Regions from separate parts of the Homo sapiens genome. Here all the other regions are linked to region 2. The links are chromatin contacts, found by Hi-C in ENCODE. All regions are on one chromosome and are shown on one strand. The core of a region is the stretch at or near the end of the contact, and the rest is flanking DNA. Distances in the headings are between cores, read along the strand shown.

The links. Hi-C counts contacts between places; a loop is a spot of excess contacts on that map. Pooled maps may share reads with other maps.
Region 1: a loop to region 2 is called in a map with no recorded cell type, with 30 times the contacts of the local background. The contact joins the enhancer-like site here to the promoter of VRK1 in region 2. A Hi-C loop is called at or near these places in 2 of 37 single-sample maps with no recorded cell type and 2 of 50 pooled maps.
Region 3: a map of CD8-positive, alpha-beta T cell shows a loop between it and region 2 (4-fold over the local background). The contact joins the promoter of CCDC85C here to the promoter of VRK1 in region 2. A Hi-C loop is called at or near these places in 2 of 168 maps with a recorded cell type or tissue (CD8-positive, alpha-beta T cell and naive thymus-derived CD4-positive, alpha-beta T cell), 1 of 37 single-sample maps with no recorded cell type and 7 of 50 pooled maps.

The regions. Positions count from the first base shown.
Region 1 is chr14:93,960,596-93,964,225 of GRCh38, forward strand. All of the region lies in intron 2 of ASB2 (ankyrin repeat and SOCS box containing 2), which reads right to left. Among named protein-coding and RNA genes, the nearest start is that of MIR4506, 14 kb to the left of the region's middle. RefSeq lists enhancers at 1,887-2,387, 2,388-2,888. Within about 2 kb of position 2,261, at least 17 of the 41 ENCODE cell types and tissues checked have a DNase peak (open chromatin) inside an H3K27ac peak, as active enhancers do.
Region 2 is chr14:96,795,874-96,799,399 of GRCh38, forward strand. VRK1 (VRK serine/threonine kinase 1) reads left to right here and starts at 1,509. Exons shown (of 13, transcript NM_003384.3): 1 at 1,509-1,574. RefSeq lists silencers at 1,391-1,590, 1,601-1,890 and an enhancer at 1,835-2,366.
Region 3 is chr14:99,602,006-99,605,456 of GRCh38, forward strand. It overlaps CCDC85C (coiled-coil domain containing 85C), which reads right to left and starts at 2,202. Exons shown (of 6, transcript NM_001144995.2): 1 at 1,162-2,202. The coding sequence starts at 1,954. It also overlaps a transcript of HHIPL1 not described here. RefSeq lists enhancers at 397-1,050, 1,757-1,876 and silencers at 2,137-2,666, 2,807-2,946, 3,007-3,076, 3,257-3,406.

The DNA.
Region 1 (3,630 bases), core at 1,011-3,510, 2.8 Mb before region 2:
GGTTCATGGACCCCACTTCTCCATGGAACAGGAAGCTAGGTCTGTCCCTTTGGGGTCCCTTAGGGGACCAAAGCTTGGCAAATGATCCTCATTTGATCCTCATCAAATTCTGTGCCTTACGTTGAGGTGAGACAGAAGCAAATTGGGAAATGGTTTTTAACAGAATTCTGTTTTCTTTGGGATACTGATCTTTCATTTCTAAGATCCAGAAGACTCAGTGGACTCCATTTTGGTCACAATATAATAATGATCAATTGCATTGCTAGAGCTTTTTATTGGTTTCAAAGGTATTTATTTGTTTAAAAACATTTATTAGGTAGCTACAATGATCCAGGCTCTAAGCTGGGCACTGGAGATAAATAAATAAATAAATAAATAAATAAATAAATAAACAGTATCAGCTCAGCTCTCTGTCCCCTAGGAGGTCACAGTCTAGTTGGGAACACTCTCAGGAGGGTGTCCCAGGAAGACCCAAGAAGCTTGTCTGTGAAGCAGAGGCCATCATGAGATTGGTGCTGGAGCACTCAGACAGGGCCGGGGAGGTCAATACGAGCTGCAAGATGTGGGAAGGCTCCAACGCCCACCTCATCTTATTTGCTTTTCACAGGAATACTGCAAGGGGAGCACAGCATGTTTTTGTTGTTGCTGTTATAAAGATGAGGCCACTGGGGCTCAGATAGGGTTAGCCACCCACCTAAGGTTGCACAGCCAGTAAGTGTAGAGGAAGAATTTGAATCTCTAGACCTACTTCTCTTTCCACTCTGCTGCCTTTCCATCTATTCCTTTATTCACCCATTCACTCATTCACAGATAGCCATGTGGTGCCTGCCACAGGTCAGACACAGCGCTTCACTGGAGGCGTAGGTTAATGGCAGAAGCAGAGAAATAAATAAGAATTGTAAGTCAAGGTGAAGGCCACAGAGGAAACAGCCATGAGAGCAAGTAAGAGGTGAAAAACCAGCTGGCCCGGGAGAGTGGTCAGGGCAGGACTGGCTGAGGAGGTGATGCTTAATCTCAGACCTGAAGATGAGAAGGAGCTGCTATGTGGATTGCCTGGGGACAAGGGTGACATCCTATTGCTAAACTTGCTGTGAATTTATTTGGACAGATAAAAGTGAACAAGGACTGTCTCGGGTCCTGCATCCACTGTAATGCGTGTCTGGGTGTGAGGGCACAAGTGCGTGTGTGCCGTGTGAATTTGGGGACCCTGGGCCTCTGTGAGTGGGAGACGGACGTAATGAGGTCAAAACTTCACCTCAAGGTGGGGTAGGGGAAGGAAACAGAGGCCTTCACAGCATCAGCAGAGCCTGGTGAAGTGTCTGAACTTCAGAGCGGGACAGACTTTGGTTCCATGCCTGGCCCTGCTGTGGGCATGTTTTGTCGTCTGTAAAATGGGCACAGAAGCAATCCACTTTGGGTGGCTTTTGTAAACATTAAGTGAATTAATGTGTGGCAGGCACATGGGAGGTGCTCAATGTGCATTTGGGGGGAGAAGAATTTCATTAAACATTCTTTTTTTTTTTTTTTTTTTTTTTTTGAGATGGAGTCTCGCTCTGTCGCCCAGGCTGGAGTGCAGTGGCGGGATCTCGGCTCACTGCAAGCTCCGCCTCCCGGGTTCACACCATTCTCCTGCCTCAGCTTCCCAAGTAGCTGGGACTACAGGCGCCCGCCACTACGCCCGGCTAATTTTTTGTATTTTTAGTAGAGACGGGGTTTCACCGTTTTAGCCGGGATGGTCTCGATCTCCCGACCTCGTGATCCGCCTAAACATTCTATCTAAGGGGTTTTTCTTCCCAGCAGGGCCCAAGCCCAGCCTCCTTCCAGAGGCGAAGGCGCAGAACCGAACCTAGGAGGTTTCAGGTCACTCCTAGAGTAACAAGATGCAGGTTGACCCTCCTCTGCTATATTGCTTGTGGGGCTGGACCTCAGATGAGGGCTGCTCGACCTGGGAGAAATGGTCTCAATTCTCTAGGAGAGCTTTTTCCGCAGGAAGCTGAATAAATGTTCATGGCCCACTGTGGGCCTCCATTTCCTTACCCTCCAGATGAAGGCAGAGTCAGGGTCTGGATGCCGAGGGCCCACTTCTTTCTAATGTGTCCAAGCATCCCTGGGACTCCTGAGGGGGCTCCTATGCTGGGGAGAAGGCTGCAGACACCTGAGGGGACGTGCTGGCTTCATGCAGCAGGCCCTGTCTTCAGAGGAAGGATGCCCTATCTCTATCTGACCCCCTCCTGAGGAAGAGGAACTTGTGGCCTGTCTTCCGCTGAACCGGCCAGAACAGGAACCAGGGCCACCTTGAGCATGAGCCAAGATGAACCCAGTCCTTGGCTTCAGGTTTCTGTTTCTCAGATTGGGTTTCAGAATGGAACGTCCTCGGGGGCAGCTTAGTAACCTGGAGTCTTCGTACTCTTTCCGGCTGCCCAAAGTAGCTGCCTGCCTTCCCCTTTAAAAGGGGCTCCTCAGCTCTGGGCCTCTGCCCAGCCAGCCTGACAGAGATGGTCCAGCCTCGGCAAGGGCAAAGTCACTTAGGGGACAGGGCTGAGATGCACCATCACCCACCTTCATCCCCTGTCAACTGTGACTGCACATCGGAAAAAGTCTGTTTGTTGTTGTTGTTATTTGAGAAGGAAGCTGAGGTTTTCAGAGGTTAAGTGACTTGCCTGAGGTCACGCAGGGAGCCAGCTGGCTGCTGTACACAATGAGATTTGTGGCCTATGCCTCAAAGTAACACCAACACAATTGTCACAGCAATTCCCATGCCCTGCCATTCATGCCCAAACACACTTGACCTTGGCTGGGGACGGGGGTGAGGAGCAAAAGCAATTTTATGGCTTATAGAGGTCTTTTCCAAATGCATTTTGAGATCAATCACCGCTCTGCTTAATCACCTCTCTAGCTCCCACCTCCTACAAAGGAGGTGTCGTCTAGATCTGCACCGTCTGATAAGGTAGTCATTGGCCACATGTGCTAGGGAGCGCTTGAAACGTGGCCAGTCTGAATCAAGATGGGCTGTGAGTGTAAAATACACACTGGATTTCAAAGACTTGATGGGCAAAAAGAAATGGTAACAATCTGATTCATAATTTTATATTGATGGAAATATAAGTCTCTTGGTGGAAATGGTGATACTTCAGATGTGAACTATCAATGAAAATTAATTTCACCTGTTTCTCTTTACTTTTTTGGCTGTTGGAACCTTTAAAATTGCATCCGTGCATTGCAGTTGTGGGTGGTGTCATATCTGGATGGCGCTGCTTTAGAAAGTCCTGTGACTGAGAGGATGAGGTGGGGCTGAGAGTGGGGAGCCAGAAGAAGGAGACAGGATGGCTCTGCTGGGCAGACATCCCTTGCTCACCAGATATGTTTTTCAAGGGAGGCTGTGTTGTAAGATAGGGAGCCAGGCAGCTCTGATCTCGGCAGCATTATCTACTGGCTATGTGACCTCGGGCCTCTTTTTCAGCCCTGAGCTTCAGTCTCCTCTTTTAAATGGGTCTATAACCCAGAGCCCACTGAGAGGGTCCTTAAGCGGATGAAAGGAGGCAGAGTGTGTATAGCACCCACTTCAGTACCTGGCACAGCCAGAGCTTGGTAAGTTCAGATAACAAATGTAAATGGGAAAGGTGTGAAAAG
Region 2 (3,526 bases), core at 259-2,758:
GTATTTGGAGCAGATGAGGGTATCTGGAGGGGAAAATGTAAGACATCAGGCACAATATTGCCCTGTCTAATGGACAGAGTGATTCCAGGTTTTGTAGGGACTGAAGCTCACATAATTTTGGGGGATCTACTTTAAGAAAAATCAGCTGGGTGTGGTGGCTCATGCCTGTAATTCTAGCACTTTGGGAGGCTGAGGCGGGGTGGATTGTTTGAGCTCAGGAGTTCAAGACCAGCCTGGGCAACATGGTCAAACCCTGTCTCTACAAAAAATACAAAAATTAGCCAGAAGTGGTGGCCTGTGCGTGTAATCCCAGCTACTCGGAGGGTTGAGGTGGGAGGATTGCTTGAGCCCAGGAGGTCGTGGCTGCAGTGAACCGAGATCGCGCCAATGCATTGCAGCCTGGGTGACAAAGTGAGACTATATCTTTAAAAAAAAGAAAAAGAAAAGTAAAATCGACAAATAAACCCCCAAAGCTATGTAAACTCATTGAGGGACCTGCGCAAGTGAGGTCCTGAAGCTTACGCTTCATTGGCTTCATTGTTAATCTCCCTCTGCCTGTGACTTCAGTGATTTTGACCTAGAACAATGACCCAGTGCCCAATAAGCTCTCAGCCTCATGGGTGATGGAGACTTAGCTGATTATAATAAACACAATGCGGCCGGGCGCGGTGGCTCACGCCTGTAATCCCAGCACTTGGCGAGGCCAAGGCGGGCGGATCACAAGGTCAGGAGATCGAGACCATCCTGGCTAACACGGTGAAACCCCGTCTCTACTAAAAACAGAAAAAAATTAGCTGGGCGTGATGGCGAGCGCCTGTAGTCCCAGCTACTCGGGAGGCTGAGGCAGGAGAATGGCGTGAACCCGGGAGACGGAGCTTGCAGTGAGCCGAGACTGTGCCACTGTACTCCAGCCTGGGCGACAGAGTGAGACTCCGTCTCAAAAAAATAAATAAATAAAAATAAATAATAAACACAATGCAAACTGTGGCATACGTTGATTACAGATGAAACACTATAGATGATTAGGTAGACATTGAGATATGCTTTGAAATAGGCTTCGAAAAACAGGTAGGATTTAGACACATATCAATGAGTGGGCAGAATAATACTAACACTATCTGCTATTTATTGAGCACCAACTAAGTTTAAAGTACTGCCTATAGATTATTTCATTTAATCCTAACAGAAACAGGAAACTTATTTTACACCCAACTCTCTGCCAATACACTTAATAAATCAAGCTACTACGAACAAGGCTGTAAACCACATTTCCTAGAAGACCAGGGAGCAGAAGGACGGGGATCTCCCTTTGCCGCTAAGAGACTCCAACTCCCAGGATGCCTTGGGAGCGCTGGACCACAGCTCCCGGCATTCCCGGGGAGGCGCGGGGCTAGCGTAGCCTCCGCCCCGCGCCTCGCGTTACCACTCGTCCCGCCCCTCCTCGTCGCCTCCGAGCCAATGGGAAGGCTCCATACTGCAGGGTGCGAAGGGGCCGGCGCCGCTGCCGAGTTACGAGTCGGCGAAAGCGGCGGGAAGTTCGTACTGGGCAGAACGCGACGGGTCTGCGGCTTAGGGTAGGGAGGCCGCAGGCGACACGGCTCGAGGACTCGCGCGCCGAGCCGGGGGCGCGGAGGCGGGCGGCCGGGGCTGGGGCCGGCACTGGGCCTTCCGGGCGGCCTGTGGGTCCACCGGGGTGCGGGAGTCGCCGTCAGCCTCGGTCGCCCCGCGGGACCGCGCTCCGCCGCGTGGCTTCCGCCTGCGCGGGCGTCCGCTCCTTCCTTGTCTCGTTCAGGCCCCGCAGGCGCCCCCGGGGATGCCTGGACTGGCCAGGCCGGCCCCCATCTGAGCTCCACGTTCTGGACGCGCGTGGTGTCGCGGCCGAGCTCGCAAACGCCGCCTCGGGCCTCACCGGGAAGCCGGTTCTGTCAGGCGGGGCTCCGGGTGAACAGCGCAGGCGAGGCCCCTGCCCCGCAGAGCTCACTCTGTAGAAGGGAAACAACACACGCAGCTGCGATGTTTTGCGGATACGGAAATGCTTTCTTAGAAACGGGACAGGCAGTTGCGGGCTAGAGGAATGGGGGCGAGGCTCTTTAGGTTAGGTGATCCGGGAGGGCATCTCAGAGGATGTGACCTTTGACTTGAGACCTGAGAGGGGAGGCCGACCCCTGAGGATAGCAGCCAGGCCTGGGGACCGCGAGGCCGCCCGTTATTTCCCTGTCACATCGCGGGGAGGCCCCGTGATCCTGTACTTGAGGGTCTGTCTGGTGCAAGGCAGTTAGAGCCGCTTGTGTGTTTTGCAAGGGACTTTCATAACCGTTTGACAGTTCCTCCTCATTCTGTCCTTACCTGGCAGGGTGGCATCCTTTACTGTTGCAGCTCCATTCAGGGGCAACGCATAGTTTTTCCTACCACCGAAATAGTATTGTGGTTCTCGTCTCAAAACTCTTAGGTGGTAGAATTAAATTCGACAGACAGCAGCAGAGTCAGACACTATAGGTTCCTGTTGAGGCCACCCATTTTTCTGATGTCCTTTCTTTCAAGTCACTCATTTTTGTTTTCCTTTGTATAGACTCTTCCCTTCCCTTTCCTGTGTCCCTTTCTTGGAACAACTTGGAAATACAATTTGCTATTGGGAGGATGTTGGTTTTAGGGAACTGTTGAAGAACTTCATTAATTATTGTGTGTGTGTTTTTCTTTTCTTCTTCTTTTTTTTTAAACTGGAATTGCCCATCTGTTGAGACTGAAATTCAAGAGTAAAAAAAAGTAGGGCAGCATTTATTTTCAAGAGTTGACAATAAAGGCACCTTTCTTTATGACATGCTGAGCATGATACTTTGGGGGAGAATTTAATCTAGAATTTTGAAGCATTTTCAGAAGGAAGCAAGGGTTCTTTATATAGTCATTTTATGTAGGTTACGTTTATGTTCTTCAAAATGGCATGTAGTGATTGGAATTAAATTTCTGGGTAGATAAGATTATGTTCATCTGTTACCTATAGAAGGGAATGTAACTTAAGTAGTCACTTAATAATAGCTTTCTCTGTTGATGCTACCACAGATGGTATTCTCTACATCTCAACATTGCTGATCAGATTCTGTGTTAATACAGTAACACAACTTGAATTTAATAACAATAAACTTGTGTTAGGCGTTACTGTCAATTTAGTTCTGGTATCCAGTACAAATACCAGTTTTATAGTGCAATGTCTTCTTGTTATGTTCAGTGCTGCAAAAATTATGAGAGGATATTTGTTAAACAAATGAGATAATGGAGTAATGTGTTAAGCATAGAGCCTGGCATATAGTAAGTTAGTAAGTGCCCAGGAAATGGTTATATGGAAAGCTTATGCTAAGTTTTATTCCAGTATGCAAGTGTGTATTTTAAAAATAACAGTAATGCATTCAAAATGTTGACAGACCCTAAAATTAAATTTCTTAAAGGAAATAGGCCAGCTTTTTTTTTTAACTTTGAGAACTAATGTGAAATAATAATAAATATATAAGTGAAATGTCCCAGATGTCTAGAA
Region 3 (3,451 bases), core at 952-3,451, 2.8 Mb after region 2:
GGGGAGGGCAGTTATTGCAGGCTTAGACACACTTTCTCTGAATTAGGAAAGGCTTTAAAGGGAACCAGAAAGAGCTGTTCATTCTCCACCTTCAGGCAAAAAGTTCAGGCAGTTGCAACTACCAGCAGAACTGGAAGCCAAGCTACCAAAAAACGTGGAAGAACAGGGAGGCCCCGGATCCACCAGCGAGGAGGAGAAAGCTGGCAGGGAGCAGAAGGGCTGAGCAGGGGGCTGGGAGAGGGAGCAGGCTGCAAGCTCCCACAGCCCCAAGCTGGGGCCACCCTCTGCACTGGGCGCAGCAGTAACATGGGCGTAGAAGACAGAAGCTGACAGAGGCCAAAGTTCCTCCCACCCACACCCTGGTCACGGATGACCACGGCACTTCCTGTAAGGCGATCAACAGTTTATAAATCCCTTCAGAAGGTTTATCTCCACCTCAAACCCACGAGGCAGAGGTCATCATCTCCATTTCACAGACAAAGAAACTGAGGCACACAGAGGAGAAAAGCTAGAATCCGTTCCAAATACATCTCCCTCGGGAAAGTCTTAGAGTCTCGGCTGAGAAAGGTCCCAGGACTAGAAGGGCGGAATTTATGGCAAACAAGAAAGGCTCTGAGCCCCAGGCCTCTCCCCAACTGCCTCTGGGTCTCAAGCGGCTGCCTGTGCACCTTCCCAATCCCCACACCCCACTGCAGAACTCCAGCCACCGCACACACGTGGACGCTGCTTGGTTTGGAGGACACCTGTTGCTGCAAGAGGGGAAATTCACTTGCGCTCAAGGGGCCTTGTATCCTTTGCTGTTTAGAACTTCCCGCTACTAGGCAAGGATTTCCAAGGCTGGGATGAGGCGCCCACCGCCAGCCCAGCAGTGACAGACCCTAATTTTGGCAACTACACCCGCTAGAAACTTTTCTGGGACCGGACCGGCAGCAGGTTCTGAGCTGGACAAAAAGACGCTCCACCACTGAACCGGCCCACCACCGCCCAAAGCCCCACTTTGGGTGAGTGCGGGATCCCCTGGCCCAGGATCCATGACAGCTGGAGGAGTCTGGAGTGGCGGCCGCATGAGTGGGACAGCCAGGGACCACCTCCTCTCGCCGCAGCCTGGGAAAAGGGCTGCAGCCAGGGAGACCCGCGCTGCCCGGCCCGTGTAGTCCTTACCGTGCAGGCCGTTGGGGATGCTGCGGTGGTGCGGCGGCGCCGACAAGTCGTCCAGGGACCGACGTGTGGCTCCTGCCTTGCCGTCGGGGGCCTTGTGCGGCCCGGGGGGCAGCAGCGGGGGTGGGACGTGGTGGTGGTGGTCGGGGCTGCCGCCGCTGCCCGCGCTGGACGTACTGCTGCCGTCGCCCACGTCGCGGGCCCCCGCGCCGGGCGCGCCACCCGACAGCGGCCCGCTCAGGCTGGCCTGGCTGTCGATGGAGCTGCGGGAGCCGGCGCCGCCCCCGCCGCCGCCGCCACCGCTTGCGGCCCCCGTCGCCGCCAGTGCCGCGCGCTCCTCGTCCAGCAGCAGCACCAGCTCCTTGAGCTCCAGGTTCTCGCGCAGCAGGGCCTCCTGGCGCGCCTCGAGCTCGCGCAGCTTCTGCTGCGAGCGGGCCACCTCGTGCCACACGGCGCCGGCCGCGTGGCGCCCGAAGCGCTGCCACTCGCGCGCCAGCTTGCGCCCCTTCTGCCGGTCGTCGTCGAGGAAGCAGCAGAGCTCGCGCAGCTCCTGGTTGTCGTCCTGCAGCCGCTGGTTCACGTCCTTGAGGCCGCGGATCTCCAGCAGGTGCTGCTGCAGCCGCCGGTTCACGTCGCGCATCAGGCCGCCGTGCTCCAGCATGAGGCCCACCTTCTCGCCCTCGGCGCGCCGCAGCCGCCGCGCCAGCTCCTCCTTGCTCCAGCGCAGCAGCTCCTCGTCCGGCACCTGGCTCAGCTCCTCCGACGCCGCCGCCGCCGTCGCCGCGGGCTTAGCCATGGCGGGGCCGTCACCGCGGCATCGCCCTCGCCCTCGCCCGGCCGGCGCTTCCCCGCGCCGGGGCTCCGCTGGGCCGGTCCGCGCGCGGGCGGGGGGCGGCCGGGGGCGCGTGCGGCCCGCCCCGCGCCGCCTGGCGCGTCCTCTCGCCGCGCCCGCCGGGGCCGCCCGGGAGCCCGCGCGCCTCGGGGTTGACGAGCGGAGGCGGCTGCTGCGTCGGCGGCCGCGGTGCCGGGCGCTCTCAGGGTTCTGGAGAAGCAGGCGGAGGCCCGCCCCCGGCCCAGCTCCCGGAGCCCCCGCCGCCCCGCCCACCCCGGGCGGAGAGTGGGCGGGTCTCCGAGGCCCGGCCCCGCCCCCGAGGGCGACTGGGGAGCAGAGGCGCGGCCCCCGCCGTCCCCCTGCGCGGTGCGCCCGCCCGTCCAGTGCCCTCTCAGAGGCGCGTTCCGGCCGCGGTCCCGCCCTCCCGGCCGGGCGATTGGGCCGCTCCGGGGGTGTGCGGGAGGGGCGGGGCGCGCGCGGGGGAAGCTGCGGCGGTGGTACGGTCCATCCGCGGGGTTTCCGACCCCCGCCCGCGGCCGGCTCCCGGCGGTTCAAGTTTCTGCGCCCGGAGGACGCGGCCTTAGCCAATCCCAGGGCTACAGGGCGCTTTTAAAATGCAGGTACGGCTGCGGGGAGGGGGACGGTGGGAAAGGTAGGGCCGGGCTTCCCTTAAAGGCGACGCGCGAAAATAGCAGTCGAGCCCCCTCCCCGGCCCGCGTCCCCGGTCCTCTTCCCTCTCCCCAGATAAACAAATACCCACGATCCGGGCGACGGCGCCCCTTCTCCCTCCCGGGGGCACCAGAGTTCAGGGCAGTCGGAGACACAGCGAACAATAGGACTGTGACATGGGGGTCGCTCTTCCCCGCAGCAGGGCGGCTCTTTGTCCCCTTCCCTGCCCCCAGGCTCCTCCGCCCCCGTCCCCACCCGGGTCCCCTGCCGGAGCACGCGGCGGGGCTGCGTCTCCACTCCTAGCCCAGGGCTGAGCTAAACGCTGGCGTCCGCGCCCCTGCAGGGCCAGGGCCTTGCCAGCCGCGTCCCGCAGCGCGGTCAGTACTCTCTGCCCCGATGGGGCGAGAGCTCCGGGAACCTGCCCCCTGCCCGGAGCGGCGCTCGGAGCCCCGCTCCACCTCCGCTCACTCGACCGCTAAATCCCTGGGATTCGGGAGATAATCTGCAATTCGCGGGGTGGAAACCACTGGGAAGGGTGGGAAGGTCTCCCACTGGGGCCTGAACGCCGGGGTCCGGGGGCGCCGAGCCGGCCACAGAACTCCCCACCGGCGGCCTCGCGGGACCCCCGGGCTTCCCACTGCCTGTAAGTCTGTCTCGTTATCCTCCGGTCCCCAAAGCGCATTTACGGCGCGTCTACCGCCAGCAGGCGGGGCGGGGCGGGGCGGGGGGGGGTCCCTCCCCCGGAACCTGCAACGAGATCAAATCCGCGCACGCGACAGTGAGCGGCCCACG